Linked DNA regions of Homo sapiens: region 2 is linked to region 1. A link is a contact called in ENCODE Hi-C or POLR2A ChIA-PET data. All regions are on one chromosome and are shown on one strand. The core of a region is the stretch at or near the end of the contact, and the rest is flanking DNA. Distances in the headings are between cores, read along the strand shown.

What was found. A loop is a pair of places that touch in the nucleus more often than their neighbours do. ChIA-PET counts read pairs that join two places held with the same protein, here RNA polymerase II (POLR2A). Pooled maps may share reads with other maps.
Region 2: a map of CD8-positive, alpha-beta T cell shows a loop between it and region 1 (17-fold over the local background). The contact joins the promoter of MIRLET7A1HG here to the promoter of SPTLC1 in region 1. A Hi-C loop is called at or near these places in 4 of 168 maps with a recorded cell type or tissue (CD4-positive, alpha-beta T cell, CD4-positive, alpha-beta memory T cell, CD8-positive, alpha-beta T cell and 1 more), 2 of 37 single-sample maps with no recorded cell type and 16 of 50 pooled maps. POLR2A ChIA-PET finds 5 or more read pairs at or near these places in 1 of 52 experiments (activated CD8-positive, alpha-beta memory T cell).

Annotation. Positions count from the first base shown.
Region 1 is chr9:92,113,349-92,117,784 of GRCh38, forward strand. It overlaps SPTLC1 (serine palmitoyltransferase long chain base subunit 1), which reads right to left and starts at 2,065. Exons shown (of 15, transcript NM_006415.4): 1 at 1,966-2,065. The coding sequence starts at 2,022. RefSeq lists an enhancer at 2,568-2,627.
Region 2 is chr9:94,163,973-94,168,408 of GRCh38, forward strand. It overlaps MIRLET7A1HG (miRlet-7a-1/let-7f-1/let-7d cluster host gene), which reads left to right and starts at 2,286. Exons shown (of 5, transcript NR_170278.1): 1 at 2,286-2,409. RefSeq lists an enhancer at 1,651-2,215 and silencers at 1,911-2,710, 2,941-3,010.

The DNA of each region.
Region 1 (4,436 bases), core at 815-3,314:
AAGCAAACATCTGCCCCAGCCACTAGTTAAGAGCCCACTCCAAAAAGAAATCACCCTAAGAAAAGCTGAGAAACTCTCTCTCTAGTGAATTAATAAAAATCACAAACACCACTTCTTTTCCTTCCCAGGAAATGTTACATACAGGAGTTCTCCCAAGTCTCACTGTTGGACAGTTTCGGGGAATGAGAAGTTACACTACTGTCAGTCTTCAAAAAGGGAGCAAACAACATTTAACAGAAAATAATCCATTTCTTTAAAAAATCATTTATAAAAAAGATCATTCAATTTTAGTGGCTCATTTTAGGTCACTACAGTTAACCTAATACTGGGCATCACTTAATACATGAGCATAAGACAGAGCCACATCTGCTGTCTCTGCTGTTTCAAGATAAAATTCCCAGTATGTCCTGCAATGGAAGACACTGTCATTACCCCTACCAGTAGACGGTGATATTAAGTTTGGTGATATTAAATCATCAAAAGTAAAGTGAAATTCACTTGAAATGAATGTAAGCTCTTTAAGCACAGGGACTTCTGCCTATTTGTTCACCGCACTATCCCTAGCATCTAGATCTGTGTGGTCCAATGTGGACAGTCACTAAGTTACACGTGGCTATTTAAGTTAAATTAAAAATTCAGTTGCAGCTGGGTGTGGTAGCTCATGCCTGTAATCCCAGCACTTTGGGAGGCCAAAGCAGGAGGATTACTTGAGGCCAGGAGTTCGAGGCCAGGCTGGGCAACACAGCAAGCCCCCGTCTCTATTAAAAAAAAAAAAAGATTAGTTGGGCATGGTGGTATGTGGTCCCAGCTACTCGGGAGTCTGAGGTGGGAGGATCGCTTGAGTCTGGGAGGTCAACGCAGCAGTGAGCTGATCGCACCACTGCACTCTAGCCTGGGCGACAGAGTGAAACCCTGTCTTTAAAAAATAAAATAAAATAAAATAAGTTCTTCAGTGCCCAATGAATAGCTCTGCAAGACAGCACGGGGACTCTCAGTTATTAAATGAATGAACACTAAGATTGACATTCTGGTTTCTTATTATCTTATGTATCTGAAATAACTAGGCTTCAAAAAACTCTTAACTATTCTTCCTTTAAAAGTCTACGGCCAGGTGCAGTGGCTCAAGCCTATAATCCCAGCACTTTGGGAGGCCAAGGCGGGCGGATCACCTGAGGTCGGGAGTTCGAGACCAGCCTGACCAACATGCAGAAACCCCGTCTCTAATAAAAATACAAAATTGGCCGGGCATGGTGGCACATGCCTGTAATCTCAGCTACCTGGGAAGCTGAGGCAGGAGAATCGCTTAAACCCGGGAGGCGGAGGTTGTAGTGAGCCGAGATCACGCCCTTGCACTCCAGCTTGAGCAACAAGTGCGAAACACCGTCTCAAAAAAAAAAAACAAAAATAAATAAATAAAAATCGACTAAACTAGTTGTATCTTTATAAGACAGAAAACTGATGTACGCAGAAGAATGACAAACTATTTTTTATTCACAAATCCTAAGTCACTTGATTTCTTTTCGACAAAAACAAACTCCAATTTATTACAATTTTATTCCCCAACGAACTGTACCGTAGTTCCAAAGAGCTGACTTCCTTAGGACCTTCCCAGACGAAGGTGTTCCACTCATTTTCACCACTCCGTTTTATCGTCCGTCTAAACTCTGGTTTTTGCAGACCTGTCTCCTGCGTCCCCTTACACGTGTTCCTTTCCGGAGCTTCCAGGGGACCCGGAGCATAAGAATTCAAACCGAGACCCTCAGTCCCAGCCCCCGCCCCCGCCCGTTCCTCCCTACACTCAACCGCTGGGACTAGAAGCTCCCGGCAGTCCTTCCAGCAAGAGGCACCGAGTCTGGGCGTGACCGAGCCAGTCCCGCCGAGGTCTCAGGCCACAAATCCACACGCGTCCTCCCACCCTCCCCGGGCCCGGGTGTGGTCGCGGACCGCTAATGGCGCGGAGCCCACCTCGTAAAGCGCCTGTACCATCTCCACCAGAACCCACTGCTCCGTGGCGGTCGCCATAGTTAGCCGCTTCCTTCCGGAAGGCGGGTCACAAGCGCGTCCCAAAAGTGCGCGTCGCTGCTCAGTGTCGTTATCACCTCCGCAGAGGGCGGGGCGGCGGAGCGCTGGGCACCGCCTACTCGCACTTGCGCACTGGTTGACAGGAGGCTGGACGGGGTCAGGTGGGATGCCGCAGTTTTTCCAAGAATTGTTTACCTTGTGTCCTATTACCCTCCCTGCTGGATTCAGGATGGAGAAAGTAGTAATGAACGGGCCTTACACTTGGTCATCAGCTGGGCGCAGAGAGTTAAAATGATTGCAATACGTTTACTTTATTTTTTTTTTTTTGAGACGGAGTTTCGCTTTTGTTGCCCAGGCTGTAGTGCAATGGCGTGATCTCGGTTCACCGCAACCTCCGCCTCCCGGGTTCAAGCGATTCTCCTGCCCCAGCCTCCCGAGTAGCCGGGATTACAGGCGTGGGCTACCACGCCTGGCTAATTTTGTATTTTTAGTAGAGACGGGGTTTCTCCATGTTGGTCAGGCTGGTCTCAAACTCCTGACCTCAGGTGATCCGCCTGCCTCGGCCTCCCAAAGTGCTGGGATTAGAGGCGTGAGCCACCGCGCCTGGCCAATACGTTTACGTTTAGTAGCATAAGTAATCCAGCAATGCATTATCATTAAGAAATGCATAATTATACACAAAAATAGCCAACCCATATAGCACTTCCTGTTTTGTCAGACATAGGCCAAGGCTTTGCAGGTATTAAATCATATAGCAGTTTGGTAAAGAACCTTTTAGAGCCTTCCAATGCATATGCAAACAGTATGCACGCGCACATACTTAATTGGATTGGATTTCTTAAATATAATTGAGATCATAGGGACAAGACTTTTCTACAACTTTTTTTAAATTTTTTTTCTAGCATTTTTTTCCTAATATATCTCATATTTAATGGCTGAAGACTTCCATGGAATAATTTATGTATATTCATCGTTCCATTTTATGTAAACGTTTCCCTATTGGTGAATACTTATGTTGTTCCCACCTTTCCCCTATTACAAATAATGCTGCCATAACTGTCGATGTTCCTTGTGTGTATATCTTTCTGTGCATGTTGGAGTTTTTCTGACCAGTTTTTTCAACATGGGATATATCTGAAGACTATGCACGTTATTAATTTTGATAAGTACTGCCAAAATGGCTCAACCAATTAAAATAATTTGGAAGTTTTTCTATGCTCTAGTCCATGATGGATATTATCAATCTTTTAAAAAAATTTGCCAGTTTAATGGAGATAAAATGATACCTCACTATCCTTTATTATTGATGCTTCTGGTTACTCATGAGGTTGTGCAGCTTCTTATATGTTTATTGGCATTTATAGACTGTATGAATCGCCAATTCATATTCTTAATCCATTTTTCTATTGGTTATTTTTGCCTTCTTATGGATTTGTAGGAACTCTATACATTCTGAATATCTTATATTTTTCTGTTTCATATGTGAAAAATATTTTTGCTCAGTTGCCGCCTAGTTGTTTCTGCTCTTTCATCATACTTTAATTTTAAATTTTATGTAGTGCTTCAGTCTGTTTTTTGCCTCTGGATCTGCATATTGCTTAGAAAGGCCTTCTTCACCACATCTATGGTTTCCAACCATTCTTGCAGCAGTTTGTTGTTATTTGCAATTAGCTCTTTACTCTGGAAACTATATTTTTGGATAATGAGAGTTAAGGGACTTAATTATGTTTTTTTCTAAAGGAATAACAATTTTTTGAGTGCCATTTATTTGAGTAACCCTGACTTTCCCCAGAATTCTGAAATGGTACCAGTGCTATTGATACAGGAGCCAAAAAGAAATTATTTAGGCAGATAGTGAAGGTAAGAGAGTCCTCAGCAGAGCTTCTTTCTGAACAAAAAGCAACCCCAAAATTATTTCTTTTTTGCAAAGAGCAGCCTGAAAAATTGAGCTACAAACATAGATAAGCAAGCTGGCAGTGCACGGGAGAATGCTGGCAGTTGTGCCGATAGAAAAAGACTACCTGGAAGCCAGGTATGTTCAATATGGAGACTCCATCTTCCATTTTCTTTGTCACCACGTGTACAGTGAAGGAACAGGCAACATGGCATCAGTCAGGTAGAGAAGCCATCTGCAGAATAAAATATTAGGGTGGGAAGGCCAGCTTCTTCATGCACTATGCAAATGGCACACCTGGTCCAACCAGTCTTTCATTCCCTACGTAAATCAAACGCCACTTCCTCAAGCTCATCTATAAAACCCTGTGCGTTTCACCGCAGAACTGGCAACCCATTTTCTCTGGGACCCCTTTCTCTGCACAGATAGCTCTTCTCTTTCGTTTGCCTATTAAACTTCTGCTCTTAACCTCACTGTGGTGTGTCGCGTCCTAGTTTTCCATGGCTGTGGGACAATGAAC
Region 2 (4,436 bases), core at 1,036-3,535, 2.1 Mb after region 1:
TTAAAACTTTGTCTTTATTTGATTACTAGTGAGGATGAGCATCTTTTCATATTTATTGGCCATTTTCTTTTGTAAATTGTCAGTTCACATCCTTTTTAAACAGTCCATATTTTAATAGGAGTGTTCACTTTATCCTATTGATTTGAAAAAAAAAATCCACTTTATTAAGGATAACATATTAGCAAATGCTTATGTAGTACTTATGTGTACCAAGCACTGTTCTTAGTTCTTAAGATGTTTATATTAATCTTTTCAACAGCCTGTAAGGTAAGTATTGTTATCCCTATTTTATAGATGAAGAAACTGAGGCACAGAAAAGATATACAATTTGCCCGGTACATAGTTGTACAGCTAGGAAGAGGCAGAACTGGGATTCACACTTAGTAGTCTGGTTCCAGATCCTTGCTTTTAACCACTGGACATTCAAATTAATGTTTTGTCTCTTAGAGATTTTTTTAGACTTTTACAATATTTCCAATTTTTGTCTTTTAACTTCAAAGTTTTTAAAATTCAGTTTTCATTTATATTGTCAAATCCATTAACATTTTCCAAATGGATTCTACTTTAGCGTCATTTAGTTGACCTTCAAGGGTAAAAAATGAAGCACAGATAGGAAGGTAAAGGGTAATGTATGTCATATGCACTTTTGCAAACTCACCAAGAAGTTTCCGATGAACATATGAAGAAAATGTCAGAAGGGCTCATAGTGCTATAAGGCTTCTTATTTCTTCTAAAACACACTGGCCCACCAGCCTCTACTACCAACCTCTAATTGAGGCTCACAGTACCTCTTAACTCTGATATCCAACAATATCCTGGTTTATTTGCTAATGCTTTCTTCCCACCTCAGCCTACTTCATCATTATTAGATATCATTTAATCCTACCCTACTGCTGTGCTAGGTACTTGGCATAGACAGGAACAAAACAGTTTCTGCCCTTGAAGAGTTCCACATCCCCTGCAGCATAACCACACTCTTCCCCTGAACTGTACTCGATCTAGCTCTGGGGCCTGCTCTCTCCTTTCTCAATATATCTTCTAACCTCAAGAAGTCCTCCCCAAATCCTACCCATGGCTTAAGCTCAAGTTTCCCCCCCTCTAGTTTCTTGTTCACTTTAGCTCACAAAATAAAGTCCCCATTAAAAACAAAACGAAACAAACTCCTTTGGCACTTATTGCATACACTAATATGAGTGCTAAAAGGGGAGCTGATACCACCACCTAAGATCATAAATGTAAACGTACAGCATGTCAAGTACTATTTCCCATAGTTCTATTACAGACAAGGACCCACTTTTTTAAAAGTGTTGCACAAAGTCACAATGAATTACAAAAAGCAGAGCTACAGCCCAGGTCTTGCGGTTCCCAGCCATAAAATCTTAAAACTGGCAGAGACCTCAAACGACACCTTAACTAGTGATTTCAGAGTCCTAGCATGTGAAAGTTGTAATGGGGATGGAGGAACTGGGCTTTGGATTAATTTTAAAACAACAAAATCAAGGATTGCTTTGAAAAACATTTGAAGACAAAAATCTTCAAAACATGGGTTGGAAAAGATAACAAAAAAAAGCTCAGGGAGGCTGAGGTGGGAGGATCTCTAGAGTCCGGATGTCGAGGCTACAGTGAGCCGTGACCCACGCCACTGCACTCCAGCCCTGGAGAAAGAGCGAGAGACCGTGTCTCGAAAAAACAAACAACAAAAAAACCCTCAGACCCCAAAACGTCAAGGAATAAAAGTAAAAGGTTGGGCGGACACAACTCCTCCATTTGACAGATGAGCAAACTGAGGCACAGAACTCCAGGAGGCCTGGCCAAGGCCTCCTGGAGGGAACAGGGTCAGTTGACGGAAAAGAGCCAGAGGCTGCACGCTGGACAGCGTTCGGACCTTCCGGGTCGCGCACGTGTAAATTGCCCCCAGGAGCCTGAGGGAGCAAAGCAGCCGCCCCGCCCCGCGGGCAGCGCGTTCAGCGGCCACGTGACACAGCCAGCCCATCACGCGCAAAGGGCAGGGCCTGGAGGACACCACCCCCGCCACTCTCTCAGCCCTCCACTAGGAAAGAAGGAGATGGTATTGGTGGGCGGGCCAGACCCGCCTCCCCCACGGTGGCCACCCCGCGCGAGGCGGGCCCAGCCGCCGCCCTCCAGTGAGGGGACGGACGAGCTCAGCTAGGCCAAGGCGAAAGAGCGACGCGCACTTCAATCAGACGGCTTCACCAATGGGCTTGCGCGCTTTCCGCGGCGCCCGCCCCTGCATCGGCCTCCCGGCGACCGCGCTGCTTTCCCTCAGGCCGCCGCGGCGGCGCCCGCCCGCGCCTCCATCCGGGTCCTGGCGCGGTGCTCTCCCGGCAGCGACGGGCGCGAGGGCCGGGGCATTCCCACGGCCGCGACGGCCCTCTCCGCGAGCGCGAGGTGGGTATGGCGGACGCGGCAGCGAGCGCGGGTCCGTCGCCATTTTATTTCGCGGAGACTCGCGGCAGCGGGTGGGCAGAATGGGAGAGCCGTGCGCCGGCCCGCGCCTGTCCGGCTAACGCGGGCTGGGACTGGTGGGGCGGCCTGCCCCCTCCAGCGGGCGGGTGGCCCCGGGGGGCCGGCGGGCTGCTAGCGGAAGTCGCGGGCGCTCGGGGCACGGGGGAGGGGTGCCGCGTGGCCGCCGCGGGGCCGGCTCCAACCCCCTCCGCTTCCCGCCCAGCTCCTCACCGACAGGGCGGGGGAGGGGGGGTCATTCTTCACATTCCTTACCCCGCCCTTCCCCCCGCTTCAATCAAACTTGGGGCGGGCGGAAGGCCCGCCTTCCGGCCGGCGCCTGTTGGCCGGCGCCGCCTCTGACTGTGGCGTGACTGGTTGTAGGCGCCGCCAGGTGCCTCTGACGTCACTTCCGCTATCAAGTTTGTGGGCCGGGGAGACCTTGGCCTTGGGGGTTGGGATGAAGGAGGGAAGGTAGGAAGTGCGAGGGGCGGGGGGACAGGGCGGGAAGGCGCGGGCGGGGAGGGCGGGAGAGTCGTGGCTGGCTGCATGCCCCTGCTCCCCGCGGCCAAGTGCAGCCTCCCTTCCTGAAGCAGCTGCTGCGGCTGGAGGTCCGCTGCGGCAGCCGTCCTTGGCGAGGGGGAGGGGAACGCGGGAGCGGGAGGAAATCGTATCCCGGGGGACGGGGCTTGGAGATTTGCGACTCGGTGTCACCGGAAACAGCGCTGGCCTTTTGAGTCGACGCTGCAAACTCTTGGAACCGAGTGCCTCTCAGAAGGCTTGCTAATAAACTTCCCGGGCGGGCTCTAGTGTGAGGAATGTGGTAACCTGTATGTCCTTGGCCAGTAATGCCCTTCGGTCTTTCAACTTTTTACAGTAGATTCTGTGTCAGAGGTAATGGTATGTATTCTTCAACTTACCGGTTTTTAAAAAATTGACTAACGAGAGGGCGGGCAGACAGGAAAAAGGCAGGGAAGACAGTGAATGTTAAAATTTTGAGGTAAATCAGGAGACTGGTTGAGTTTTGCTTTTTAACTTCATTGATAATACTGCTTTCTTGGCATACAGTTCCTAAAGTTAAAGCATCATGTGGCATTCCTTTGCATTTATTTCTGTTGGCCTGAAGTATAAGAACATTGAATGTCAAATTCCAAATTTATGTGTAGTTTAGGAAATAATTGTTTATATCCAGAATTCTTTTGGTGTTTGGCGGGGTCTGGTTTTATTTACTGTATATTCGGGAAGTATGTGTAGTTAGGGAAGTAAAAACTTGGAAGTTACTTTGGGTTTTGTGAGAATGTTTGATTCATTATACATATTTGTTAAAAGTTTACTTTGAAACTTCAACTTTGAGAATAGACAAATTTCTTGACGTCCTGTAAATTCAGTGGTATTATATAGCATTTTAAAATTTATCACTTAGGTGCAATTACAGTGTGAGGGGAAAAGTTAACTTTTTTGAATAGTTACATTGCAGTGACAGCAAGAGAGTATTTTTATGTGTAGACAGGCTGTGGGTTCCCCTCACTTAAATTGAAGCTCTGTTGAACTTGAGACACTTAAGAATCTTGCAAGTGTGAAAAGTGGAGTGAAACAAAACCATTTCTAAAACGAAAATGTGTAACTGCGTTCAGTTTTACACAGTGAAGAAATAAGTATTAAACAAGTTAGTCTCAAACGTTTATATCTTAAGGTCATTTTATTCCTGTTATCATTAACTAGACATATCTTGGTTTAGAGAGCAGCACACAAGACATTGTGTACTTTTAATAGCTAAGATAGTATAATAACTACTCATATGGGAATTACCGAGTGTTAAGAGCGCCAAACTAGTGTTTCAAACTGTAGGTCCTGAGTTATAGGGTCATGAAGTCACTTTAGTGGGTGGTGATCCGAATTTTTTAAAAAGTAGAAAATATTCCATTGAATACAAAATAGCGTGTTGATTCAGCTCGACACATGTGTATTCCTGT